Regions from separate parts of the Homo sapiens genome. Here all the other regions are linked to region 1. Evidence: chromatin loops called from intact Hi-C (ENCODE). Cell type or tissue: gastrocnemius medialis. All regions are shown on one strand.

Region 1 (4,000 bases):
GGGACATACTCCTGCTAAAAAATTTTCTGTTTATCTGAAATTCAAATACAACTGGATGTCTCATCTTGATTTTTTGTTTGTTTGTTGTTTTTTCTAAATCTAGTGTTATGATCTGAGTGTGCATGTCGCTCCAAAATGTATATGTTGAAACCTAAATCCCCAATGCAATAGTGTGAGAGGATGGGGTCATTGGGAGGTGATTAGATCATGAGGGCTCTGCCCTCAAGAATGGAATTAGTGACCTTATGAAAGAGGCTTGAGGGAATGCTTTTAACATTTTCTGCCATATGAGGACATGTAGAAGGCACCATCTATGAGGAGCAGGCCCTCACCAGACACCATATCTGCTGGTGCTTTGATCATGGACTTCCCAGGCTCCAGAATTGTGAGCAGTAAATTTCTGTTGTTTATGAATTACCCAGTCTAAGGTTTTCTGTGATAGCAACCCAAGCAGACCAAGACATCTGGGAACGCTACCCCGGTTCAACAGCAAGAATCGGTTGGAGAATGTGCCAAGTGGTAGGGGAGGGCTGCTGGCTTGTGTGGAAAGTGTGGGCAGGAAAGAATCAACTTGGCCTGCTTAAAATTTAGTCTAGGGTGGATCTCAGCAGGGGACAGTGAGTAAGTCAACCAGGAGGTATGGATCAGAAATTAAGAAAGACTTTTGTGACTTGGAATCCCAGCCGGGAGTGTGGACATGATCCATTCTGCATTAAAAACCCACTAGAGAGTTATAAAAACGGGCATACGATCGGACAGACACTAATCTTCCAAAGAACCAGAGTGTTAGCCTATTTATGTAGCTATATCATGCCTTCAACGCGCCGGAAAAATAATCAAAGGAGAATTTAGAACTGTTCTCAGATTGTCAGTTTTTCATCTAAAAATGTTAATGTACATTAAACTTTAAATTAAAAAAAGCACATCCCATCACAAACTATTTTTAATATGGAATACTTAGCAGCGGTGCACACTTTCTGTTCTGAGATTTACCAGGCTATTAACCAGAATAATTTGGGTTTAAAATGAACTGAATTAGGTTGTGTATCCCCACGTTAAGTCTCAAACAAATTACATTATTTAAGCTGTCATCTGTAAAAGGTGCATACGCTTTTGGTTATTCTATGCAGATAAAGTTGCAGTCCAGTTATAAGTGTCTGATGGCATCAGAAATGTCAGCAACTGACAGAACTGTTTATGGAAAAGAGAAAAGAAGAATCTCATTACTGGTTCTTTAGAGCCTATTTTTCACTTTTCTTTTTGTTTGAAAATAATTTAATGTATATAATTGCATGCCTTGAAGACTTTAAAATACACAAGGTTGCCTGGATTTAGACTCAATATTTGTGCTAGTTTGTGAGTTTGTATGAGGATGCATTTGGACATGAAAACCTAAAGTTGGCAGGAATTTTTCTATCCTCTTTTGTCTCTTCTGGGTGATTTGGATGTGATTATAATCAGGAAATAGTTTGAATGTGATAGAACCCTGATGATTCCTAATTCTGGCCGTCATGTGCACCAGCCACTTCTGTTCCTCTCTGGAAAGAATTGAAGAGTCAGCAGATAAAAGTTGCTTTTTCAGACTGAGAATGAGTGCGCCCCTAGCTCACCTGGCCGCTAGGTGGCACTGCAGCCATAAGGAAGTGTGGTCACAATTACATAGTTCGGCTGTGGCATTAAGGAAGTTCTCCAAGGCTGAAATTGGGAGAGGGCAGCCTTTTCATCTCTGTGTTTTTCGGGATTGTAGGGTTCTTTGGATTCTATTGCATACTTTGTGTATCTAGGATGCTGCTAAGGGGAAGGGGATTATTTGTTTAGGGTGTGATGTTTCCTGGGTTTGTGTTGTTGCATAAGACACACACACACACACACACACACACACACTTGAAGATTTGTTAGGAATTGTGTTGGTCAGGGAGTGGGAAGTGAAGGGCAATATCACACTTCCGTGGTTTCTGAGCAGAATGGTCTGTTCCAACTGAGCAACAGATGGCGTCCTGACCTGTGTGCCTTTTTCTTTGGTGTTCATCTGCTGGAAATGTTCTCAGTAGAGACGACCAAAATTCTGGAAGATGCTAAGTGTCATAGCATCTCTCTTTGTGCCAGCCCCCTCTCCTGCTTCTTTTCCCTCTGTTTTTAACCACTAAGGAAACAATCATTATCCAAAAGTATTTTTTTTCCTTTTTGAATAGAAGCTAAGTATTTGAAACCTAGACACCTTACTATTGTCCCAGAGAAGAAAAGAAACCAACAAAGAATCTACTAAGAGTGTCAAAGAGTGAAAACTGAATAACAGCTACACAAGTTACTCTGAAAATAACAAGAATTCTGGCAGATGATTAGCAAAAATATTTCCTAAATAGTGAAAGATGAGGAATTGACTGACATTGAGGTGTGTCTGGTGAAATTAAATTTGCTGTTAAGTGACTTGAAAAGAAATGTGTGGAGGGTATGTTGGTAATTAAATCAGCAAACAATGGGATTCATAATGAAAATGGTAATAGCTATGTTTATAGAGGTCCTGCTATGTTCCAGGCATTTTTGTATAATTACTTAATCTTTAGAATAGATCTTTGAAATGGGTATGATCAAACTCTTTGGCACATAAGTAAATGATAGTGTAGCTAGGTTCATACCTGGCCTGGGTTCTAACACCTTTAAAAGCTCTAATTAGAATTAGGTCTGTTAGAGTCTAACACTTGTGTCTCGGTGTTTAGAAAATGACTTGATAATGGAACATAAAGGCAAAGAGAATGTCTGTGTTGCTTCTCATTGCATCTCCAGGACCTGCCATAGTGCTTGGCTGGCTCATGTAGGACTTCAGTATACATTTGTTCTACCCATAGATAAATGCCAGAGAGCTGGAAGATTCCATGGTGTTTAATTAGAACACTAGTTAACGCTTGATGTAGCGAATGTAATAACAGCTTTAGATGTGGATGGCCCTCTGTTGCTTAGAAGAACTGGAATACACTTTATTTCAGCTCACTCAACCTCAGACGCCAAGTTCTATGGGGTGGGGAATATCATTGAATTTTACGAAACAAAGAAGCTGGAACTCTGGAGTTAAGGAAGCTTCCCATGGTGGCTGCACTTGTTGAGTTCAGGTTTTCTCACTTTAGATTTAAGGGTTTTTAAGGCAGCTCCAAGTTCACAAAAGCCCACACAATTTTTTATTAATTAAAATGACATATAATGAATAATATTCTTATTATTTTTATGTATATATAATAAATATTCTTACAGAAAAAACAAAATAAATAGTCTGATGGTGGAGGGTTAGTCTTATAGCCATATAGAAGTCATTTCACTTTAAAAAGTATGTTTTTGAACTTTTACCTGCAGTTTTTATTTGAGAAAAATTAGAAGGTACAGATGAGCAAAATGAAATATGCAACCACTCATCTTTCCTTTTAGAAATTTATATCATCTATAAATTTTTTCTATACATATATGTTATAAAAAGATCATGTTTTATAATTTGCTTCTGAACTCAATATAATGTATACATCTTTATGTGTCGACAAATTATTTCTACATTGTAACCTTTAATGGCTGCAAAGTGACCTGCTAGATGAACATATCAATTTATGTAACCAATACCTTGTTGCTGGACATTTGGGTTGTTTCCAGACTTTTGCTATAATAAAGCAATATTACAACAAGCATCCTTCAATGTGTATCTTTGTGCAATTAATCTTGACCCATTGTTTTATAGGGGAATTTACATACACCCAGAGAGGTTGTGAAATTTACTTGCTAGGCAGAACTTGGACCAGATTTCAGGGCTCTCAAATCACTGACAACTGTTTTTCTGCTTCATCAGTGAGGTTTCAAAACCTATCTGGTGGCTGTGGCCATTTCTTCCCAGGGGAAGGAAGGGATTCTTGGCATGTGCTGGGAGTTGTTCCTCAACAGAACTGAGTTACCCCTACAAAAGAAAAGTCAAGTTTAAGAAAAACAAACTGGAGAAGGTGATTTGACTGCTTTAATACTGTTA
Region 2 (4,000 bases), 150 kb after region 1:
GAGTTTCTGATTCCATCAGTGGTAGGGGGTTTGCTGGCTGATCTCCACTCACGTTATTAGCCATCATTGGACCAGCAACATGCATTTGCAAGGCCATCATTAAAAACTGGACAAGAGAGGGTTTAAGCATGTGTTATAACTGAGTTAGCTGACTGGATGCTGATTGAACTCATAGCAGTGACCTTGGTTAATACTGGATTCTGTCTGAGCCATAGGGCACCAAACCAGATCACACTGAAAATTAACCCACCCTTTCAGCTAAAATGGAAAAAAGAAAATATTTTACTTATTATTGTTTTACTGGACTTTATAGTAGAGGGTCATTATGCTTGATTACAAATGTAAGATCCATGACATGGATCCATGCCATGTACATGTCAAGATCCAGAACTTTATATTTTAATGAATCAAAATTACATTTTTTTGTTGTTTCAAGTGCTTCCAACATCACAGAGATGTATGAATAAGTCCTTTTAAGGTTCATCCTGACAAAGAGACTTATAAATCCTTTAACTTAATTCTACAGTTGATCCCCTAAGAAAAGTTAAATATCACTGTTGTTTGTAGATTGCTAGATCACCACAAAGATAATTCTTTTATAAATACAGATGGTGCCCTTATGGAAATTACAAGACAGTAAGTAGGTGCCCATAGGAAAAAAAAATGACACGTTGATTAGCTAATAAAATGGTGCATAGTAGAATTATGCTTCTTGGTCTACTTTGTGGCTTCCTTGAACTTATGATGCCCTGTTTTCATTTTGGTTTTTAATATGTGTTCCTTCTAAAACTTTAAAAGTAAAGTATGAGTTTGATTGTCATGAGTATAAAATGCTAATCATTGATGGACAGTGAACCATGCCTATGAAGCTTCCACCTCCTCACCCTCTTCTCACCCCAAGTCATTCTTCCTGGCATGAATTGAGGCTGAAACAATTGCCAGAAGATGAGAACACAACACCGGATTGATAGTCACAAAAGGAGGAGCCAATGAATATGTTATTCAAAGCTTGTTGATATAAAAATGAACCCTTAGCCTTTTGGCATTTAAGGGTGAAGGGGAAAGGGAAGGGGAAGGAACCTACATTTACTGAGTGCTTAGTGAGTGCCAGGTCATGGAAACAATCTCTGCTTTGGTTCCCTGCTGGGGCTTACGCCTTTTATTCTCTGTGGGCTACATTGTACCGAAATAACCATCCCTCTCTCTTTTTTAACATCAGTTAAAAAGAGTGAAGAGGAATTTTATCATGGTATCAGGACATGGAGGGCATTTGCATATTAGCATTCCACTGTCGCTACTCTGTTTGTTGGTGGGTGGAATGTTGAGAAATGTTGCCCAACCTCTTGCAAATGGCATGTGAATAATCCCATAATCAGTGTAATGTATTCTGTTATGGGAGTCATCAAGTCATTCAGCTTTGAAGTAAGATCCAATTTTTAGAAAGTGGCTGATGAATGCAGTTTCAGGTATTTAGAGGAAGCTGATGTACCTAAAGTATGTGGGTCTTCTGGTTGAACAAGGGAAAAAAGTACTTGAGGAAACTGAAGCAGACCATTCTAAAAATACCTAAGTTTCAGGATATATTTTCCTAGTGGCATAGTATTCAATTGAAGATCTTAAAATTAAACATGTCTGTGTGCTTTTCAATTTAGTGTTGTGGAAAGCTGAGTTAGCTGGTAGTGAGGAATGGGAAGATGGCCGCTTATTCTAAATCTGAGGATGGCGCTCCCTCCGCATCTGTTGTTCCTTCCCTGCAGGATCTTTGCAGCCTGGAGTCCTCATTATTCAAGGCTCAGCTTAAATGTTCTTGCAACAGGGATGCCTTCCCTGAACACATTTCCCCTGCCCTTAAGCCGCACTCTACCTCATCTCCTTTTCCTTTTTTTATTTTCTTCAAGGTCCTTATCACCAACAGAAATTCTTACTTATTTGCTAACTTACCCTCCTCTGGGATAATGTAAGTTCCTTGACAGCAGAGACTCATGGTATTCACAAGACCCCAAACAATTCCAGGCACCTTGGAGGCACTGATGGAGGCACCTACTGACTGACTGAATGAATGAATGCTAAACCCATGACCCCAAGATCCTGGGGTTCAGAGGGTTACTTTCCACCTGCATCATCTGCATCACTAAGCAATCTAACAGAGCAGCTGCATTTTTCCTCCTACAACACGAAGCAACTCCTCAGCGGCACACCTTAGGGTCAAGGCTCACCCAACTCCATCTGGTCCCAAGTGGGAGACTGCAACTTATTCACTGGGCAGTTCTGATTCCCAGCCAGGCCACAAGCCAGCAGCCACTGCAAAATGCTGCAGTGTCCCTGTTAGTTAAGCTTCACATTACTTAAGACATACATTTCAAAAATAACTCCGGCATCTCTCGTTACGTTCTGTTCTTGATTTGCAGTCTGTAGCAATCCAAATCCCATTAACGCCAGAGCCCTTGTACAAAGCCTTTTTACGGGCTTGGGTTAATTTAAATCTGTGCATTTGTAGCCTCCTCTCCCCCAAACTTAGGCTTTTCAATGACTCCCTTACTCCCCTCTTTTGCACATGTGCTCCCCCTCTTTTTAGTCCTTTCCTCTCTCCTTTCCCCTTTTCCTCCCTCCCTCCCTTTCTTCCTTCTCTCTCTTTCTCTCTATTCTTTTGCCTCCTAGAATGTGGGTGAGTCTTAAGGATTCTTTCTTTCTGCAATTGAATTCTAAGCACGTGAGGAACAATTTTCGCCCTAGTTTTCTCTTTGACCACCTCTTCCACTTCCAGTGTATCTAGTATTCTAACATTAAGTAAGGTCTTCATGGAAAGCAGCATATATAAAATCTTCATGTACAAGTAAGCAATTTTTGGACTAATCATAGGTGTATCAACACATCCCTATGGAATTTCTTTTCTTTTTTTCTGCCCCCCGGCATCGATTTTCTGTTTATGAAAGTAATGCATTGCTCACTGTGAAGCCATTCGAATAATAAAACCCAGGGTGACTTTAAGCAGAAGCCTTCCCCTGTGTAGTCAGAAGAGGATTTGGCTTTCAAGAGAAGAATTAACAAAACTCATTTTAAGGGCCCATTTATTGCAGAAAATAGTGGAATTACCTGTCCAAGGGAATGAGAAGTGTTCAGATGTTGCCGACATTTCCCCCAAATGCACTGTGGTCCCAGAATAATGACTTCTTTTTATAGGAAAAGAAGGAGAAGTTGCCTTGGTTCAGTGAATAGGAAACACTGGTACTAGGCTTTCTTGGTGTGCACAAAAATACGCCCAAGTCTGCCTTTTCAATGAAAGCCACTAGACCACATCAGAACCAAATAGGGTATATATTTCTTATCTTTTGATTTATTTGTTCTTTTAACAAACCCACATTTCCCAAAGTCTTTTCCATAGAATAACTGTCACATGGGAGTTTTCCATGCCAAAGGGTTCCGTGGTCACATACATTGGGGAAACATACATTGTATGACATATACAATGTCATACATTGTTGACAGTTCTTGGAGATATGTGATGTGCATTAGCATATTAAACTACGAGAAAGCCTGAAGCAAAGAGAACTGTGCTACCTCACTTCTTTGTTGTTTCTAAAACTTATTTCACTATGAAGTCTTTCTCTTTTTTTTAAGTAACACCTGCAAGTATTCCCCAGATCCATTTGGCCACAAAAACAACAGAGGAAACAAATAGGCAAAAGCAGTTCTTGTACACCTGCTCTGGGTGCATGGTCTTTGTCTGGGGCTTTTGCATTCCTGTTGCGCTTTTTATTCCTGGATAAGAAGATGCATGAGACAAGAACTCATCTCTCTAATTCTTAGTAGCAGGCACTGTGCTGGGTGCTTTCCTTGCATTACTGCATTTGAACTCCATGGCAGCCTGGGTTCCGCATGTTGCCAATGAAGGTTCTAAAACCCTAAGAGGTGATGTATGTAATTTGCCTTGGGGCACTTAGTGAGATAGGTGGTAGAGTCGAGTGTAGGATCATGGTGGCTGACCTTCTGCCAAGGCTCT
Region 3 (4,000 bases), 1.1 Mb after region 1:
CATTTTTAGAAATTGGCATTGTTTAGAAATTTGCATTGTTTTATCATCTCATTCCCAGAACTCACAACTCCTTTTTCTTCTGGCTATCTTTTTACAGCACTCAACAATGACTTTGTCATTTTTGGAGCCCTGTGGAAGCCTTGTAAGTGTCCATCTGCTTTTTCCATGCAGAGTCCAGGCCTCATTCCTCATTTGAAGCTCACGTGGTAAAACCTGGGCTCTGTTGGAGTCAGCTGAGTGCAGAGGGCCAGGAGTCAATGAGATGCCAGGACACTTGAGGTCTAAGCTTGGTCTGCTCCTGTCTTCTTACTTGATTTTGTAATGATAAGCTTCCCTGTTTGTATCCTGGAGGCAATAGACTCACAGTGCATCAGGTTAGGAAGAAACTTTAAGCAGTGGCTTCCATTTAGACTACATTAAAAAAAAAAAGAAGGTGCATTTTTAAAAATGTAGATTCCCAGACTCAGTCACAGACCTTGTGAATTATAGGAAGGAACAGACAGTAACTACGATGCCTCCTAAAACATCAATGGCCAAAAAAGTAGATGTCAGTTCCAATATTCCACAGATAAGTCAGGATTTCGGGGACTATTTCCACTCTTCCCTTTTGTGCAGAGGGAAATTATCAACACTTTGAGAAAGAAGAGAGGGTTTCGAATCCCCTTTTCATCTAAATCTCAGATAATGATCCAGCTGCATTTGAACTTTAATCTGTCGGCCATGTGCAGCTCTAATAGGCACCTTTGGGGCCCCACTGGCCAAGGAACCTAAAAAGCTGCCTCTTTGCTGAGCTTCCATTGGTGTTGGCAGTCAGGTTCCCAGGAACAGCAAGCCTCCCAGTAGCAGAGCTGGTCTTTGAAATGCCATGGGCAGTGTCCTTGCATAGATTGGGGCACAAGAGAGGGAGGGATCTGTGTGGCGCCTACTCTGAAATGCCAGGGCAGAGCCTGTGAAAGATCCAGTGGGGTGTCAGATTCCCAAGGCCCCAGCTGGCAGGATGCAGTAGGAAAATCAGATTCCTGTGAGTCCTTAGAGGTCATGGGAGGGCACGTGACTGCTCCTGGTGGGAGGCAGGTGGCTCAGGACGGAGACAGGAAGGGAATGAATAAGAAAAAGGGAAGGACAATGTGACCAGAATAAATTTACTCTAGTTATTATTTTTCCAGTTTGGCAATCCTAGATGATGTGTGTCTTTGTGAGAACTACACAGAAAAGTGGCCTTTAATTTCAGCAACCATAATCATACACCAAGTGACAACACACACCCACACATACACACACATCCCTTGTGTAAATGACTCAGCCATCAGTTCACAAATATTACCAAAGATAGCAGTAGCACAGCTAAGAATTGCATGTGTACATAAATTTATACACACTCATACTCACTCACGTGCTTGCAGCACACTGCCTTAGCAGAACTTCACATTCTAACCATTTTTAACCTTTTATTAGAGCAAGAACTCTAGTTCATTCATATTTACACTTTCGTAAGCAGAGTACCTGGCATCCCATAATAAATATTTGTAAGATAAATTAATAGATGTGGCAGAACTGTTGAGTATACTACTTCTTAGTATTAAAAAGTGGATATGGTATATACACGTCAAACGTCACATACATGATGGATTGTAGCAAGATAGAAAGGCTCTATATATTTTAAATGGAAAACACTAGGCATCTACATTTGAGAGTTTTTAGCTAACGGCAAGTGAACTTAGTAAAATCCATGCAATGCATTAACTCCAGGACAGATACATAAAAGATAAAAAAAATTGGAAGTCATCTGTGTTAAATAGAATAACAATAATCACATTGTATTATTATTGGTTGCATAAAACGCTGTCTTTTCTACCAAACAATGAGTTGCTTGAAGGTAGTGAACCTGCATTCCTTATGCCTGTAGCTTTGGTGCCTAGCACTGTGTCAGACCGTAAAGGATCGTTATGTACTTACTTGTTGAAGTGCACACAAATGTAAATATTGACACAAACCTATTTGAAGTGCATGCTTACTACTACATCACATATGTACCTTTTCCAATTGACCTTGCAAATGAAATGCTTTGCAATTGAAGGGGAATAGAATCTGTACAGAGGTTTTTCCAGTGTTTATTTTTACAATGAACATCTACTAGGCCCCAAGGCTAAGGCTATTGACCTGTAACACGCATACAGATATGGCAAAGCAACTGGTCACTTGGTCAGTGAGCTGAAAGGCTAGAAACATCTAGTCCTCAATGGGACACTGCCATCTGGTGTATGCCCCAGGTTAGACAACCAATAGCCAGATATAGCTAGGGTCAGGAAAGGTGGGGAGGCGGAGCTAGCTCTTGAGTGCAGGCATACTTCTGTGGCCCCAGTGATGATCCGTAGAGAAGAATGATTGCCTACTTGGTTGGCATCTTGGAACTAAAAGTGTGTATTAATTATTCATAGATATGATGGAGACAATGCAATTCGGGAAGGAAAAAAATCCTTAGTGTCTGGTATGGGTTGAGTATTTCACACTGGTTATCTCACTTAATCTTCAGTGTCACCCAGTAAAATGTTCATATCACAGGTGGGAAAATGGAGGACCAGAGAAGTTAAGTAACATGCCTGAAGTCACACAGGTACTGAGTGGCAGAGATAATAATCAAACCACTGCTTTTTTTCTTCCCTGTAACTTGCTAACTGTATGACTTTTTTTGTTTCAATAAATAGCCTCTTAAGAAGAAAGACTGTCTTCTCCTTATCCAAGTGTGGTTTTAAGTAGAGTTAAACAGTTATTATGATCAGTAGTTTACTGCAATAGAGAGGTATAACCAGAGTTTCTGATTTCTAATAATTTACAGCCTTGGTGGAAAAAGAATCACATATTAAAGTGAGTTAACATTTTAAAACTAGTGCAACATCAAGGCTGAAAATATTATTATACAAATAATACAAAGTGAATATTTACCATTGATCTGTTAAGAAATGGAAACATTCCAGTGTCCTGCTGAGCCATAATGGAACCTGAGGCAAAGGAAATATCAGTGATACTAACCCTGTCTTGATTTAAAATTTTGGTATTTTGTTCATTAAGTAGTTTTGCATTAATTTAGATTTTAAATATCATCTTAAAGTGTTATTTATCTTGATTACTGAGCTTTTTGGAGGCCCCTTAAATTTTTTGCTTAGAAAGTGTGTCTCACTAGTCCTGTTCCTGAGGAATTCATCATTGAAAGGATAGCATCCATCTAGAAAAATCTCAGTTGGGCACAATGACTGTCAAAGAGATTTTGGCTTGCTTACTATCAGCATAATTTATTTTCTCATGTGAGAAAAAATATTTATGTTGTTATAACAAATCAATTAATAAGACATTGATAGAAAATAATGATATAAATCCTATACACATTGGGTTTATAAATGTGTCCTATATGAATAACAGCTGCTTTAGATATATTCAAAGTTAATCAGAAAATTAGATTAGCTATTAGATGTAACATCTCAATTTCAAAGCACAATGCATATGTGTTAGGGCTGTTAATCACAGAATTATGAATACTTTTTATGATGCGACCTCAAGAGATTTTTTGTGTGTGTACATAGTGTTAGTGCAGAATTCTTTTGCATTTAATTTTCAAATTAAACCATAAATATCACAAGGGAAATAATGTTTTCTACCAACATGCTGCAAATTTAGAACAACTAAATTATTAGCCTGTAAGTTTTCACTAACAACAGTTTGATAATGATGGAAAGGTTCCCTTATGTAGGACAAAGTTCTCTCTAATGGGAAATGTTTGGGGTTCCTTTCATGCAACAGTAAGTCAAGAACATCCTTAAGTCATGATTCATCTCAAATAGGACTATACAGAATCTCAGAAACACATTTAAAATGTTTCAAAACAATAAAATATCCCCAGAAAAATTACCTATTGATGTTTTGAGATTTTGCCCAGAGGGCACGAATCATAAAATGGAAGAGACACCATCAAGCTTTTGTTTATTAAGTTAAGGTTTCATCCTAC
Region 4 (4,000 bases), 310 kb after region 1:
TTTGAAGCTGAGAAGGTCTACTTATAGCTGGGGAAAAAATAAGGCTGGTAGTAAAGAAGATGTGAAAGAGAAAAGACTATTTCATCTGGACCTGGTAAGGTGAGTCAGATCGAAAATAATAGGGATGACAGAAAGAAACTGACATACCCACTGCCATTCATTAAGAGTCTTGGAGTATGTGTCTTTGTCAACCCTACTAGACGGAAGTCATTTGAGATCAGGGATCAATGTGTTATTCATCTTCAGAGCTACTATTGTACCCAACTCACAACTCGGTTCATTATAATCTTCAACAAATGAATGCACAAAAGAAGAAATGATTGACTCAATTTGAAGTCTAGAAAACTTTAAAAAGTTACACAAGTGAATACAGTATATTAATTAACAGATTCAACCATTTGCAAAATGAAAAGTAATATAGCAATGTGCTTTTATTATCCAATTTCCTAATGTGTTTTTGTGTTTATAAATGATGCAATTATGCTATTACAATGTATTTGTGTTCATTAATAATTTTGAACAGAGGAAAACCAATGCCCTGTTGGAAGTATTTGTATACCTGGCCTTTTTATCATGGCTTTTCCAGAGGAAGCTATATCAGTTATTTTTTGCCAAATAATGCTATATCACAAAGCACTCTAAAACTTAATGGCTTGAAGCAACCACCATTTATTATTGCTCATGATCTAAGGGTTTTCTGTGCAGTTCTGCTGCTAGGCCAGGCTCTGCTGATCTCAGCTGGGCTCACTCTTGCATCTGAGCCAGCTGGTGGGTCAGCTGGGGGCTGGCAGGTCATGTGAGCAAGGATGCCCTTGGCTTTGCTTTAAGACTATTGACCGAAGCAAGGGACAAGGCACTTTTGCCACAGTCTATTGGCTAAAGCAAGGGACAAGGCAGCTGAGATTCAAAGGGTGGGGAAACCAACTAAACTACCTCATATGGTGGGAGTCATTGCAGAGTCACATGGCAAAGGAAATAGATACAGGGAGGGACAGAGAATCGGGGACTTCTTTGTAATCAGTCTGCCATAGAAGATCTACATGCCTCTTTAGTTTCTCTTGAGATTAAGAAGGAAACTAGGGACGATTCTTGAAAGACCCTGGGCTTCCTTTTTCTGTTGAGGCTCAAGTTGCTACTTGAAGGTGCTCAAAGTGTTGCCATTCGACCTGCCCCTGAATCAGGTTCAATTCTTTAAAACCTAATTTCATATTCTGTCCTTTTCATGCCCTCTTCATTTCTTATCTTCTAGCCCAGGAAATGATAGATCAGTTGATTGTTGCCTTTGTGTCTATAATGAGTATAGAAGAAAAAAAGACTGGGAAATTCATAAGAAACAGATACATGGAGAAACTTAAAGGAGGCATCTTTCGGTTTGCCTCTTTCTGGGCTTGCTTTATTAAAGGCAAAATCTGGAAGAAAATAAAGTCTGCGGGCATCTTTTTTTGGCTTGGGCAGGATCTAACTAGGTGTGTGAGGGCATCCGGGGGCGGGGAAACGAATGGAAGTGCTGATCTGGGATATTGGAAGGCACCAGAAAGAAGGGACTGATCAATAGCTATTTTTCAACTGCGTAGCATAATTTGTGTCAGGCTGCTGAAATGAGTTAGTGCTTCATAGTTAATGGCTGTGAGCACATTCCTTTATTGCAGCACTCTCCAAAATGTTTGCCGTCAACAATTCTAAAAGGCTGTGAGTGACTCACAGCCAAAGTGAGTAATGCACTGGAACTTCGTGAGCTGGGGCCTCTTCTCCGAAAACCTTCCCCTTGGACACCATGTCTCTGTATTTACATCTCCGGCTTGGCTGCTCCTCAAATCATCTAGTCTTCTTGCCATCTTGTTTGGATATCACTCTTCTTTCAAGCCTCTCTTCCTTTATTTGGGGATTTCCTGGTTCCACCACTCAACCCTTTCTTAGGCTCTACACAAACACCATTCGCTTATTATATAAGGGTGGTCCATGGACGAGTAACATAGGCATCATGGAGGAGCTTATGAGAATGCAGAGTTCTGGGCACGACTCCAGACATACTGAATCAGAGTCTGCATTGAAACAAGATACCCAGAAGATCTGTGTGAACAGGAAGATTTGAGAAACACTGGACTATTTCATAAACATTGATTTTCGCCCCTGCTATTTCCATTCCCTCACTTTTAACGTCCTCAGGCCCTTTTATCTCTTACCTTAGGTTGGAAAATACCTCCCCCTAGCTTTTCACCAGTGATCCTAAAGTGTGATGAGCTGCCAAGTCAAGGATTGAAATAAAGTCCCATTAGAAGGTTTGCTTTTTCAAGGTTGTGTATTTGCTTGGGTCATTGGAAACTGGTGGTGGCTGTTTTCTTCCTCTGTAACGTGGGATAAACCATGAAGAAGTCTGAAAATTACACAATTCTATAAGCAAAGTCCACACTATCTTACCTTCACTGTGCTCTAGTGTTAATCAAGCCTTTCTGCCAGAAGAATGGGTGTTGTGTGTGACTCGAGGCATATTAGAAACATGTTCCAATGTAAATAGCTCCCACATGAGTGAGTTACACCCATTCATTGAGTGCTCACCTTGAACCACGTGCCATACATGGGCGTTGCATGTTCACACTGTGATTTAATATGCACATCAGCCCAGTGAAGTATGATCCCCATTTTCCAGATGATGAAATTGAGGCTCAGGGAAGGGAAGTAAATTGCCCAAAGTTACACAGCTGGTGAACTGCAGTATTTGAAAGAGGCTACATTTTTAAGTACCGTGTGATTTCTCCATCTGCAGATTCCTTTCTTTAGCTGTAAAAGGCTTTTTCCTCAGGGTTTACTGGGCATATATTTTTGGGGAGAGGCGTTGCACCAAGCTAATTGTTGACCTTCTTCCACATCTCGTCACAGGTATACAAACAGCCCCATTCCTGCTTTTGTCTTTATTGTCTGATTCACATGCTTCCTCCAGTTTGATGTTCCTTCTGATTGCTTCCAATGAGATGTCAGCTCTCTCTCTGAATTGTGTTGCCCACAGTCCTCTGGAAGCTCTACTTCCTTGTGGAATTACCACTCTAACAAGGACGGTCCATCCTTTGCTTCCCTCTTCTCCCTTTGCTTTGCCTGGCACTGTGCCTGGCAGATCACAAATAACACGTATTTGTTCAGTGAATTGAATCTGAGCTGATTTCTCTCTGACAGGGACCTTGGGAGTGTCAGAGCCCAAGTGGGGGAAAGGTTGTTGACAGAGGAGAATTTTCCACACAGCCTATTTCACACTTTTTACCAAGGACCTGCACAGATCTCTCTTAAAATACAGTCCACAAAGCACTGAAGCTGCAAGAAGGATGAGTAGGAGATAAAGTATGTGATAAACCCCTATAGCCACCCGGGCCTGGCCTCCACGAAGAGGGCGCCCACTCTACTGTTAAGGAGCTTTTGCTGCTTAAACATCTCACTAGCGGAACTCAACTAGGAAGAAAGCAGAAAACATGTAAAACTTCCTCTTGGAAAGCTATTCTGTCTTTGATTTTTCAGAATGTCTTCAAGTGATTTGAGTCTATTTTTAATACCTGTGAGACATGATGTTGTGAGGAGAGCTAAATATAGGGGCCACATCCCCCTTTCTTTTATTCATCGGCCTTAATCTTCCTAGGAGGAAAAGAAAATGCACACGATGTTTCACCACGGAGTGGTGACGTTTGGCCTGACGGGCCCGGCTGAAAGGAAATTCATAAATACTGTGTTGGAAATAAAGATAATGAATGGATGCTTTTTGGAGAAAACGTTAAGTGGGAGTTTATTTATGTTAAACCTCCCCTGTCTGCTGAAGACTGCGAGATAGTTCCTCTTGTTTTCCTCGGGGTCCTTTGGGGACAGCAGTCAGCCTGTGTTACTAGAGTAGGCTTCAGCACCCTACCAACAGCCTCCAGAAGAGCAGGACACTCAGCCAAAAATAACACACAGCATCAAAGCGGCAGCTATAATTCCGGTTCATTTTATACTGACGAGGCTTTTTTTTTTTTTTTTGGAA
Region 5 (4,000 bases), 350 kb after region 1:
CCTGGGACTAAAGCCACTTGTAAACTTTGATGTGATGAGGTCAATTATTTTTAAAGTTTATTGTCAGTACAGAGTGTTTGAAAATCAAATTCCTCGGAATCTACTGGATGGATGAAGATACATACAAATTCCTCCTCCCTCAGCTAGTTTACAAATTACTTTATTTCCTTTGCAACATGTATTTATTCTACATGTGGACTCCTATAGTATTTACTTATTCTTTATTCTTTCAACCTGTTTTGAAAACCCTATGCTTTTAGCAGTGGCTTCTGGAGAAGATATTTCTGGAGGGGAAGACAAGACCTGATTACTGGCCTAAGTAACATGCAGTGTTGTTGGAAAAATCACCAAAGCTTGAGTAATTCAAGAACAATACAAGGCAGTATGACCAGTGTCACTATTCATCTTATGCTAAGCTAAAGGTGACTTCAAAGAAGGAATGTCATGTCAATGTAGACTCAATGTCTAGAAAAGTCTTCATGAAATAACACATATTTAACCTAGCTTTGGTGATGGGTAGGGCTGGGAGAGACATAGGAAATTATTATTTCTTGAGTGCAAACTGTGCTGGTCACTGAAGTTACTCACTTAATTCTTGCAAAAAATCAGTATTACCATATCCACTTTGAATTTGAAGAAAACAAGGCAACCAAGGGAGACAGGATCAAATTTACTGAGATTGGCTCTAGGCACTGCCATTCTATTAACCATGTGACTATATGCAAGACCCTGAAGCTTTCTTTGCCTTGGTTTCCCTCTTTATAAAGTAGAGATCATAACAGTGCCTACCTTGTGGCTTTGTTAAAACTTTCATTGAGTTAATGCACATAACGTGGCACATATTAAATGCTTAATAAATGCTGTAGATGGTTATGACTATCATTACCAAACACCTTGCCAGGAGTAGGGCTGAGATTGAATGCAAATCTGACCCTAATTCCATGCTCATTTCACTACAGCTCAGTCATAGAAGGTGGTATTAGTGGATCCATCACCAGCACAATGCTGGAGTGCAGAAGGAGGTGCCATGATGGTACCATGAGGGTCCATGATGAGAGTGAACTCTCTCATGATGAAGTAGAAGATGTGGGATGGTGAGTGGTATGAGAGAAAATTCAAGGCATAAGGGGAAGTACCAGTGTCACCTTCAAGACTTATTTCATCAGTCTGTCTGGGCTATGACTAGGTAAACATTACTGCATACCTTTTCCTTCTATTTCAATTTAGGCCAGGTCTGTGTGAGTCCTGTTCTGACACCAACACCTTCCACAATATAAACACATGTGCACACATATACACACACAAACCCTGAATGTGGTGTGGGCTGAGCCATACATATTTTCCCAGCCTTGGCTCTTATCCCTCATCCCCTACTATGCTCCAGTCATACAGAATGAGTTTGCAATTCCCTGAAGCCCATTGTAATGTGCATCCTGCCCTCACTGTATTTCTACCACCTAGCATAGCACCTAGGGTATAGTAGGTGCTCAGTGAATGATTGGCAAAAAGTGAGCCCATGAGTAAATGAGGGTTCTCTCACTCCTCTGGGCTTCTGCAGATACTGTTCTCTCTGACAGGAAAATCATTCCTACCTTCTAGTTCTCTCCTCCAGAGGTGTGCTCTGCCGCTTTCCTCTCCTCTCTTAAAAGCTGAGTTAAGTGTAACTAGGAGCCATCATCATTCCTTCCGTGGCATTGATTACATTGCATTGCAATTTCCTCTTTATTCCTCTGTCCACCTCATTAAAGAGTGGCTTCCTGGAGGGTGAGACAAAAGAGTTCTTATTCAGGACCACATGGTCTGTGCCTAGCAGTGCCAGCCTCTCAGGAAGACCGAGGACCTATCTGTGACAAGTGAATGTGCAGACCACACACATGCACACACACACACACAAGCACACACATATGTGCTCACACACCATTTCAGGAGCTGTTTTGCCCTGGCCCCTCTGGGGGAATGAGTCACCAAGTAAGTAACAGGTGATTCAGGACACTGGCAGATGTCTCTCTCCTTTTCTGGCAGTGGGGAAAGCATGGCTCGGCCTCCACAGTTACTTTGGCAGTTGGAATTCAGAGAAATCAGCAGCTGACAGCAGAAGTGAAGTGCTCGAGATGGGAACTCCGTAATCAGCTTCGAGACTTTTAATGAGTGTTCTCCAGAGCAGAGTTGCTAACAAACCATCCTGGACCCCTTGATCAGTTTAATTGGAGGACAGACGGTCTTAAACATTTAAAAAAGCTGACAGAAGGATCTAATTCCCTAGGCTTTCCCTCTAGCTAAACCTGTGCCTCCGAAGCTCACTTCCTTGGCCACGTGCGATGCTTGCATTTTGACCTTTAGTGATTCCAGATCTGCGTGTTCTGTGCTCTGTTTCTGAGCCAGATCTTCATGTTGTCCTTTTGAGCATACGCGGAATGATACCAAACTTGCTATTAATGCTGATGGCTTCCTACTGGAAGTATATTTGAGAGAGGCGTCCCTTTGGGGGCATTTTGATGTCTGTGTATCCCATGGATTTTATCTGTTTTTATAAAGCATATTTAAAGCTAACTCTGTCTATTACCTATTTCAGAATGACTATAGCATTTCCTACTAATTGAGATGCTTGTTTGCATTGTGTTCTGTTTCTCTTAGCAAATTTAAATGCTTTGAAAATTGAATTTTTATATTAATAATATGTATTATAGAAGCTGATAAATGTGAGATTAATGGCCAAGAAGACACATTTCAGATTTAGATTTTTATCATTTATTAATCATGGAAAGTAAATCTGATGTATAAGTAATTTTAGTTTTATCAAGAAGATAAATTGTTCTGCCTAATGAACGTATAGATATTCTATGCCAAAGACATTTGGAGTAATCTGTTAATCATTTAACTGTGTCAGGGCATATGCTATGTCTTCATAAGGCAATTAAAACACATAGCTTTCTCCACTGAAATGTGTGTTGGCCTTCACCGCCTAAAGCAAATTAAAATGGCATTTGTCTTAAACTAGGTTTCAGTGGCACAATATCTAAAGGCAAAAAAAAAAAAAAAAAAAAAACCCAAAACAAACAAAAAACAAAAACAAAAAAACCATGGAAGTCTATAGATGTCATGGCAAAGATAGACTAGTTCAATCTCTCATATTTGGGGTGAGGTTGCAAATCACTCCCCGAGTGGGACTGTACTAATGAGTAAAGACTTTCTGGCTCCCAAGTGTCTATCACAGTGTATGGGTTCTTGGTGGAAAACCCCAGGGGACCTTTTCCCCTATCGGAGCCTGGGGATTTACTTCTGTAGCTCCCATTAGCTCTAATGGGTCCTCCCCACATACAAACTGTCCTCTCACTGACGGAGAAACAGACTCCTAACTAATATTCTTGTGACATTTATATCTAGAGTTCAGAGATGGACAGAGGGCTGCATTAACAGGCTTTGGATAGTGTTATGATACCATTATGCTAATAGAGATTTGTGTCAGCTCCTTTTTAGAGGGCCATAATTCTACCTTTAAAACTCTCTTTCAGGTGAAGCAAATTTTTCAATATTAGTATTAACTTTTTGTCATTGTTGTTTTTCTCAAAGGAACAATAACCACCATCACAGAAAACAAATGACTATTTTACTTGCCTGGCAATAGTTTGTGGAAGGCGATTTTCAGTCCACTTGCTTTTTAGAGAGGCTTCTACCTGATTTGCCCTGAGCTCAGGGCACAGCGACAGTCGTCCTCCCTCGTTCGGCTCTGCCAGTCATGAGTGTTAGAGGACACCTGTGAGGGAGGTGTTCGGTGGAAAGCTTCCACCGAGGAGACTGAAGGCACCCAAGGAGACGGAAGGCAAAGAGAAGTGCACTAGAAGCATGAGATTTTGTGGAAATTGGAGGCTGCAGCCCGCCTGAATTAGAAATCAGGTAGCTGATTCCCAAGGTTGGTGGGAACTTAGTATCTCCCAGGCAAGTTGCCTGCCGGAGCTTCTGAGAAGGAAGTGGAGAATCATACAGGGCCTGGGCCTAATTT
Region 6 (4,000 bases), 470 kb after region 1:
CCACGTCTTGATTTAGTGGCTATTGGTTTTCTGTCTGCAGTAAAGCGTTGTCAACAAGCTTCAGAGAGTAGGGCAAGAGCAGATATCCTTGAGGAGGATATGAGTATGAGCTTGAGGGGTGGATGAAGATGCAGGTTCTGGGGTTACACTGCCCAGTTCAAATCCTAGCTTCACTTCTTACCAGCAGCGTGACATTGAGCAGACTGATAAAATTCTTTAAGTCTCCATTTTCTCCATCACCGTTTTTTTTATATATATATATATATATATATATATATATATATATATATATATCACTATATAACAATGATTATAATTATATCTGCCTTACAGGATTATTTTGAGGGTAAAATGAGCTAATCTATGTAAAGCACTTACTATAGTGCTTGGCACACAGTAGGCACACAATATATATTCATTGCTAGGTTTTGTATCAGTACTCGTGGAATCATCATTGTCATCTTCATTATTATTGGGCTTTGAACCTGACCCTTCTTTATATCAAATTCTCTCAGTGAGGTGATTGCTCCCAGTTAGCTAGCACCAGGGAACCTCCAGTGGGGGGACAGTAGATATTGTAAGACAGAGAATTGTCACATTAAGTATACTACATGCTTCAATAGCCAGGGGCTGATTAGTACAAATCAAATTTCGTACCAACCTGCCAGAGGCAGATAGTGCATGATTGGGCTCTGTGGGTTCAGTTTGATTGTTCTAAGGAGATATTTACACCAGAGGTACCATGAGAATATTAAAAAATACCATCTTTGTAGCAGTTAATGACAATGGTTACATACATGTATGTGTGTGTGTGTGTATGTGTGTGTGTGTGTGTACATATATTTTCATCTCCCCACCAAGAAAGAAATATTTGCCCCTGAAAACTACTTTCAGACTTGAAGCTTGAAGGATAAATTCCATCCTAGGATGTGAGGGAGAACCAAATAGATAAAAAATAACAAACAATCTGCTACACTTTGGTAGCAGGATTTATTCCTGTCCTCCTTTCTTTCTTGCATGTCTGGGTTGCACTGTACCTTTGCTGTTCTTCCTACTAATATTATTCTACTGTCAAGTTTAAGTTCCTGGCACACCAGAGTAGGAAAGAATTTTTCTGTCCTTTGAGCTGGGCACTGGGAAATCCTCTTGTCCTGGATTTGTAGCAGCGCGAGGCCATTCTTCAAGCGGAAGCCACTCTGAATCTGCGTACGGCTCTTTGGCAATTGTTAGATCCAGCCCAGCCTTGGCTAGTGAGGGGCACTGCTTGATGTCGACAAGAAGTGAATTTCTTTCTTGTGCTTTCATTTGAGGCTCTCTCTCTATGAAAATAGAACCTGCTTTAATCTTGCTGGGCCTGACGAAGAGATATCTCCCAGACTGCAAGTCAGCATTTGCCCACATGGTTGTTTGGCAAAATCTATTTTTAAAAGTCTATAATTTCTGTTGGTAGACAAAATGGGTGCTCTGTTTTGGGGGAAAGGGAGAGAATATATACCCTGTGATGTGTTGTGAGGCTAATGAAGTGAGATTCATTCCCTGTGCTTTGCCCCTACTCTGTCTGGGACCATGGTATCTTAAAGATATTCATGCAAAATTATGATATAGAGACAGCGGATTCTGCCCTGGGGAGGAGGGAGGGTCCGGCCTGTCGCTTTGTGTCCACCTCCAGCTGTTCTGGGTTGCACCAGTTCTGAATCTCTAGCCTTTTGTGACTCACATCTGCAGGTCACATGCGGCTGGCCATGATGACATGTGAGTCACTGGCATTGGAAATACAAACTCAGAAATCAGGTTAGGCTTCTTTTGTTCTTTTGTTCCTCTTTCCTTGCAACGGTAGCAAGTTACCAAGGTTTGGTGAGGGCTTTATTAATCAGGAGGTTTCAAAAAACAAACTTGGGGATAATGAAAAGACCCAGGTTGATGGACAGATCTATAAGGCAGGCTTTGTGCCTATCACACTATCTGCCCCTGGCTTCCTCAGTGCTGTGGTTTTGCTCATGCCGTCCCTCCTGCTAAGATCACCCTCCCCGCTTACTCAACTTCCTATTGTCTAGGCCCAGCTGTCATCTCAGAGCCTTATTCTTTCCTTTCTCTCAAATTCTGTCCTCATGATTGCTTCTTCTGGTCACTTGTCTGCTCATCAGAGGCATTTTTAAGGCATCTCTTCTATTGCTTTACTAAGTGGTTCTTCAGCTTCTCAGCACTGGTTTTTTTCCCTTGTCTCTCAGCTGCATGGTAAATTCTATTCCTTGGGGAACAGAACAGTATACTACGTATCTGGGTTATGTGGCTTGGGTGTATATGCATGCATGTTTATTTATTTTCTTTTTCATTAATGTTTTTAATAAGTATAATATATTTTTGGTACCTAAAATGTATGCATAAAGATAAGCAAAAATAAATTTAAAATAATTGAAAAGATAAATCTTAAAATGGCAAATATTGTTCATGTTAGGTGTATAAGTTCTAATATAGACTTTTTATTGCTCCATCTGAGTGATAGAGAGAGAGAGAGAGACAGAGACAGAGATAGAGGGATTATAATGTACCTGGCACTATTCTATGGGCTTTATACATACTAGCCCCTATGAGATATGTGCAATGACTATTTTTATTTTAAAGATCAGGAAGCTGAGGCTCAGCGCTGTGAAGTTACTTGCCCAAGGTCATATAGCTAATAGGTGATAGAGCAAGGTACACAGTTTTATTAGTCCATTCTCACACTGCTAATAAAGACATACCTGAGACTGGGTAATTTATAAAGGAAAGAGGTTTAATTGACTCACAGTTCGGCATGACTGGGGAAACCTCAGGAAACTTACAGTCATGGCAGAAGGAGAAGCAAACACATCCCTCTTTACACGGCAGCAGCAAGGAGAAGAATGAGTGCCTAGCAAAGGGGGAAGCTCCTTCTAAAACCATCAGATCTCATAAGAACTAACTCACTATCATGAGAACAGGATGGGGGAAGCTGCCCTTCTGATTCAGTTACCTCCCACCAGGTGCCTCACACGACATGTGGGGACTCTGGGAACTGTTGTACAACTCAAGATGAAATTTGGGTAGGGAAACAGCCAAACCATATCAACAGTGTTTTGGAATCTGATTTTGTTTTCACTTGGGAACATAACGATACACTCATTTATTTAACAGATGTTAAGTACCTGGTCGGTGTTATGTAGTGTTAGGAGATTTTACACAGAACAGTGTTAGCCTCTGCCCTAATGAAGCTGGAGGGAGACAAGAAGGTAAATACGTGGGATCTGTGCTCTATGATGGGAGAAGTTCAGGGTGCTTTGGAGGACAGAGTAGCACCTACCCTAATCAGGAGGGGGTCCACATATTTATTTATCATTATTGTGCATGACTGCATTCTTTCAAATAAACTTTTTATTTTAGAATCTTTTTAGATTTATGGAAAAGTTGTTAAGAAAGTACAGAGAATTCCCATATGCCTTGTATTCAGTGTCACCTAATTTAATATCTTTTATTACTGTGGCGTGCTTGTCACAACTAATGAACCAATATTGATATATGACTATTAACTAAACTCTACTTTTAATCAGATTTCCTTAGTTTTTCTATAATGTCCTTTTTCTATTCCAGGATCCCATCTAGGACACCACATTTCATTTAATCATTATGTCTCCATAGGCTTCTCTGGGTGGTGACAGTTTATCAGACTTTCCTTGTTTTTTGATGATCTTGACAGTTTTGAGGAGCACTAGTCAGGTATTTGGTAGAATATGCCTCTATTGGGATTTGTCTGATGTTTTTCTCATGGTTAGCCTGGATTTATAGGTTTTGGGGAGCAAGGCCACAGAGGTGAAATGCTATTCTCAACATATCATGTCAAGAAGACATGCTATCAACAAGATTTATGATGATGTTAACTTTGATCACCGGAGGTCATGGGTGCCAGGGTTCTCCACTGCACAGTCACTCCTTATCCCCCATTTCATAAGGTACTTTTAGAAATAGGTCACTAAATACAGCTCAC
Region 7 (4,000 bases), 560 kb after region 1:
TACAAACAACTTCATCAACTATTATTCACCACCTTCTAAGTGCACATGTACATGTGTGCGTGTGTGTGTGTGTGTGTAGGAATAAATGTGGGCTGTCTCAGTTTAAGCCATATAACTGCATGTGTAGATTACAACACTTAACAATATACTAGTTTCCACTCATTTCATCAGAAACCATGCTGCTGATCATCAAAGTTTAAGACTGTTCTCAGGTTGACCAGTTTACCTACATTCTGAAGCCTGCATTTGCCAATTTAGTGTGAAATAGATTTCAGCCGCAGATGCTACCTGTGAGGCAATTAATCGCCAGATATTTCTTGAGTTCATATTATTATGTGCAAGGTGTTATGCCAGGTGCGGTAAGAGGTGGAAAGGTGTCTAACACAAGGCCTCAGTCCTCAAGGAGACTTGTCACTGAACTGCAGAAATGAGATACCCATGTTGATAGAATGCCACCCAAGGAAATTTTAAGACATTTATAGAGTCCCTACTGTGTCCCAGACACCATGCATGGGTCTTCTCTCTTAATAGATCTGATTCTACCTGAATTACCAGCCTTCTCATAAACATTTTATTGGGGCCGTGCTAAGTGTCAATCACTACCCTTGGTTATGTGTGATTTCTGTCTTCCCACAGATGAGGAACTTAGGACTTAGTATTTAACCAGAACTCAGATTTCCTGGTTCTTACTGCTTCTCCTCAGTGTCAGAGAAGAAATGGGTATTTTCTATCAGGAATCCTCAGAAACGCTGGCCAGTCACATTGCCATGTTCAAGGATATATTTGCTTGACTGAGGTGGTCCATTGATGGTTGAAGGATCAAGCTGTGACTCTTTCTTTTCTTTTGGAGGCAGTCTCACTCTGTTGCCCACACTGGAGTGCAGTGGTATGATCTTGGTTCACTACAACCTCCACCTCCCAGGTTCAAGTGATTCTCCTGCCTCAGCCTCCCGAGTAGCTGGGATTACAGGCGAGCACTACCATGCCCAGCAAATTTTTTGTGTTTTTAGTGGAGATGGGGTCTCACCATGTTGCCCAGGCTGGTCTCAAACTCCTGAGCTCAGGCAATTCACCCACCTTGGCCTCCCAAAGTGCTAGGGTTACAGGCGTGAGCAACCGTGCCTGGCCAGTGGTGCCTCTTTTTTGCAGAGAACTGCTGGTTGCAATTGCAACTGCCGTCTGCTGTCAATGAGGTCTTTGGTGCTTTGCAAGCTTGCTGCTGATCTTTAGTCCCCTTTAAGACGGGCTGTTAATCTTTAGCACAAGGCTGACTCTGCAATACAGCACACACCAGGTTGCCTAACTTCTTGTTTATGTGCTCCCAGGGATCAGAAACCAGTTTGCTGTTTCCCCCTAAAACCACAAGCCTTGGGGTCATTGTCTCTATCTGTCCTTTGTTCTCCATGTACAGTCTGCTGCGAAAGACTTTCCTCTTGTTCTTGAGTGCATGTTCACCATCTTCCTCCATCATTTCCTTTGAACCCTCAGTAACTCATACTTAGGTGATTTAGCCTTCCTCTCCCCTGCCAGGGCTGGTTGCTGCTACTCCTGAAGGTATACTACCCCACACATACCATACTTGATTGTTAAACCAAACATTATTTTTCAGCATCTGCTGTGTACCTAGAATTTTGCCGGAAACCATGATAATTACAGACCAAGTATATGGGCTTGGGATTCCCTTCCTTTGGGGATGCCCAGCTGTATAAGGAGGCAAGACTTACCCGGGTGACACAATCAGACAATGGGTAAAATGTAGATAGTAAAATGTGGACAAAGCCCTGTTCTAGGCACCATATAAATAAAAGAGACAATGAATTAGCCCCTGCCTTCAGTGTCCTTAAAAACTAAGGAAACATGTGAGCATTGGCCTGATATTAACAAACTACTCTAAGAATTTTAGAGGTGGGAAGAGATCTGTGAAACCTATGAGTGAAGAGGGAAGCTAATGTGGTGGAGGTTGCCTTTGAAATAGATCTTCAAGGCTGGGTCCAGTGACTCACACCTGTAATCCCAGCACTTTGGGAGGCTGAGGCAGGTGGATCACCTGAGGTCAAGAGTTCGAGACCAGTCTGGCCAACCTAGAGAAACCCTGTCTGCACTAAAAATACAAAAATTAGCCAGGCGTGATGGCACGCGCCCATAATCCCAGCTACTGGGAAAGCTGAGGCAGGAGAATCACTTGAACCTGGGAGGCAGAGGTTGCAGTGAGCTGAGATTGCGCCACTGCACTCCAGCCTGGGTGACAGAGCTAAACTCTGTCTCAAAAAACAACAACAAAAAAGATACAGATCTTCAAGGTGTAGAGAGATTTCCATGGACGGAGAGGAAACGTGGGCATTTTAGACGTCGGCTTTCATCTCATTATTATTTTAACACATATTTATCACCTACTATGTGCACGGATTTATGCTAGATGTTGGAATAAAAAACTGAACAGGATAGAGACAATGCTATGAGCAACACAGTAGTGGTGAGGAAAGACCAAGTGATGACTGGGGACTCATCTAATAGAGCAGCAGAGAAAGTAGATACAAGTGAATGGGATCTTGGAATTGTACTAAATTAACATGAGGGGAGATTTCATCTAGCATGCTCATTTCACAATGGAGAAACTGAGGCCCAGGCATGTGAAGTGACTTGCATAAAGAATATCAAGGTTAAGTCAGGAGGAGCAGAAAAAAAGACAATATGGGGTTTGTTAGACACCAGGGACTCTTAAAAGTTATCTGGTGGCATCAGCGAAGAAAGGTTATCTTAGAGCTTGCAACCAGGGGCCTGGTGAGGAAGCTGTTGAGGTTTTCAGGCTTGAGGTCATAGAGCTTGAATTAGGGGGTGATGGTGACAATGAAAGGAAGGAATGCATATGGCAGACTTCCCGAAGGAAGGATCAATAAAGATTGTTGTCATATTAAGTGATAGGTTGGATGTTGTGGTGAAAAAAGGGAGGAAAAATGGCTGTGGTTTCAACCTTGGGTGATTTGGAGAATTTGGGCTTGGTTAACAAAAATGAGAGAATGAGAAGAGGACATGTTTCAGGGAAGGCGCAGAGAGGAATGTGATGCGCAGATTGTAAAGCAGGTGGGGCGGCTGCTATTGGAAGGAAGTCCATGAACAATATGCGACGATGGAGCTCTGGAGAAGTCATGGAGTGCTTGATAAGGAGGGGTGTCTTCAAGAACATTGTTTATTTGGCAAATAAACTGGAGGAAAGATTTAAGGGATCCCCTTTTGCCCCACATAGTAAAGATTTTTCTCTTGCTTTGAGTTTGATAATTCGCCAGGCTTCTTCTTGCCAATAATAATAATACTACAGTAGCTTTGGGCTTGCCCAGCACTGGACTCAACATCTTAAGACAATGTTAAAAACATAGTTTTACAGAGTTTAATTAAAAAAATAAAAACTAGTCTTATCTAATTCTCATAATCACCATGATGGGTTGAAAGTGTTACCTCATTTTACAGTTTGGAAAGTGAGGCTTAAATAAGTAACTTGCCCAGGGCCAAGTTACAGAAAGTAACCAGAAGAACTAATATTACCTAACTCCAACAGTCAAATTCGTAATCATTCCCTTACACTGCTTCCCAATTAATACCTCTATTGCCAGGCACTACGCTTCTCATCCCCTCCTACTCCCAGCTTCTTTCAAATTTTCCAAATGCCTGGAATTATTTCTGTCTTCTTGTTTGCAATTTTCTCAAATTTTAAAATCACAGGAACCTCTCAAATTCAGGAAGTGTTCCCTGATTAATTCCACCTCTACCTAAACATCTAGCAGAGACTTGACCTGACTTTGTCCAAGTAGATTTTGTATTATTTAGTGGAGAGATCAGCATGAATCTGTTCAGCCACAGACTGGTCAACAGATCAGTTCATGCCCTACTGACCACAGAGCTGTAGACACTTCCATTTGCAGAGGCTTGTACTTAAAAGCATATATTAGAATTGTGAAACTGGGCACTGTTTGTGACATTCTTCATCCTCACTGTGTATGTGGTT

The links. Hi-C counts contacts between places; a loop is a spot of excess contacts. Peaks named below come from ENCODE experiments on the same cell type or tissue, not always from the same donor. Only the 100,000 strongest peaks of a DNase experiment are listed, where the experiment ranks them.
Region 2: a loop joins it to region 1, with 3 times the contacts of the local background. A loop is called at or near these places in 9 of 110 quality-filtered maps.
Region 3: a loop joins it to region 1, with 24 times the contacts of the local background. A loop is called at or near these places in 12 of 110 quality-filtered maps.
Region 4: a loop joins it to region 1, with 2.4 times the contacts of the local background. A loop is called at or near these places in 4 of 110 quality-filtered maps.
Region 5: a loop joins it to region 1, with 4 times the contacts of the local background. A loop is called at or near these places in 3 of 110 quality-filtered maps.
Region 6: it touches region 1 in a loop (4-fold over the local background); 11 of 110 quality-filtered maps call a loop at or near these places.
Region 7: it touches region 1 in a loop (3.0-fold over the local background); 11 of 110 quality-filtered maps call a loop at or near these places.

Annotation. Positions count from the first base shown.
Region 1 is chr4:24,417,237-24,421,236 of GRCh38, reverse strand. It overlaps a transcript of PPARGC1A not described here. Among named protein-coding and RNA genes, the nearest start is that of MIR573, 100 kb to the left of the region's middle. In gastrocnemius medialis, a CTCF peak has its summit at 1,612 (motif pointing right); DNase peaks (open chromatin) are centred at 1,626 and 3,826; H3K27ac peaks cover 477 bases.
Region 2 is chr4:24,264,489-24,268,488 of GRCh38, reverse strand. It overlaps a transcript of PPARGC1A not described here. Among named protein-coding and RNA genes, the nearest start is that of MIR573, 250 kb to the left of the region's middle. RefSeq lists an enhancer at 1,119-1,620. In gastrocnemius medialis, no CTCF peak of the experiment used is centred here; a DNase peak (open chromatin) is centred at 2,278; H3K27ac peaks cover 2,297 bases.
Region 3 is chr4:23,366,517-23,370,516 of GRCh38, reverse strand. The region is part of intron 17 of LOC105374524 (a long non-coding RNA gene); the gene reads right to left. The region is part of intron 2 of LOC105374523 (a long non-coding RNA gene); the gene reads left to right. Among named protein-coding and RNA genes, the nearest start is that of PPARGC1A-AS1, 400 kb to the left of the region's middle. In gastrocnemius medialis, a CTCF peak has its summit at 2,261 (motif pointing left); DNase peaks (open chromatin) are centred at 946 and 2,256; H3K27ac peaks cover 3,462 bases.
Region 4 is chr4:24,103,592-24,107,591 of GRCh38, reverse strand. It overlaps a transcript of PPARGC1A not described here. Among named protein-coding and RNA genes, the nearest start is that of PPARGC1A, 220 kb to the right of the region's middle. In gastrocnemius medialis, no CTCF peak of the experiment used is centred here; DNase peaks (open chromatin) are centred at 1,731 and 2,001; H3K4me3 peaks cover 337 bases; H3K27ac peaks cover 1,626 bases.
Region 5 is chr4:24,065,896-24,069,895 of GRCh38, reverse strand. It overlaps a transcript of PPARGC1A not described here. Among named protein-coding and RNA genes, the nearest start is that of PPARGC1A, 180 kb to the right of the region's middle. In gastrocnemius medialis, no CTCF peak of the experiment used is centred here; DNase peaks (open chromatin) are centred at 1,975 and 2,335; H3K4me3 peaks cover 609 bases; H3K27ac peaks cover 1,875 bases.
Region 6 is chr4:23,943,647-23,947,646 of GRCh38, reverse strand. It overlaps a transcript of PPARGC1A not described here. Among named protein-coding and RNA genes, the nearest start is that of PPARGC1A, 56 kb to the right of the region's middle. In gastrocnemius medialis, no CTCF peak of the experiment used is centred here; DNase peaks (open chromatin) are centred at 1,706 and 1,996; H3K27ac peaks cover 3,171 bases.
Region 7 is chr4:23,862,030-23,866,029 of GRCh38, reverse strand. All of the region lies in intron 2 of PPARGC1A (PPARG coactivator 1 alpha), which reads left to right. Among named protein-coding and RNA genes, the nearest start is that of PPARGC1A, 26 kb to the left of the region's middle. In gastrocnemius medialis, no CTCF peak of the experiment used is centred here; a DNase peak (open chromatin) is centred at 2,062; H3K27ac peaks cover 4,000 bases.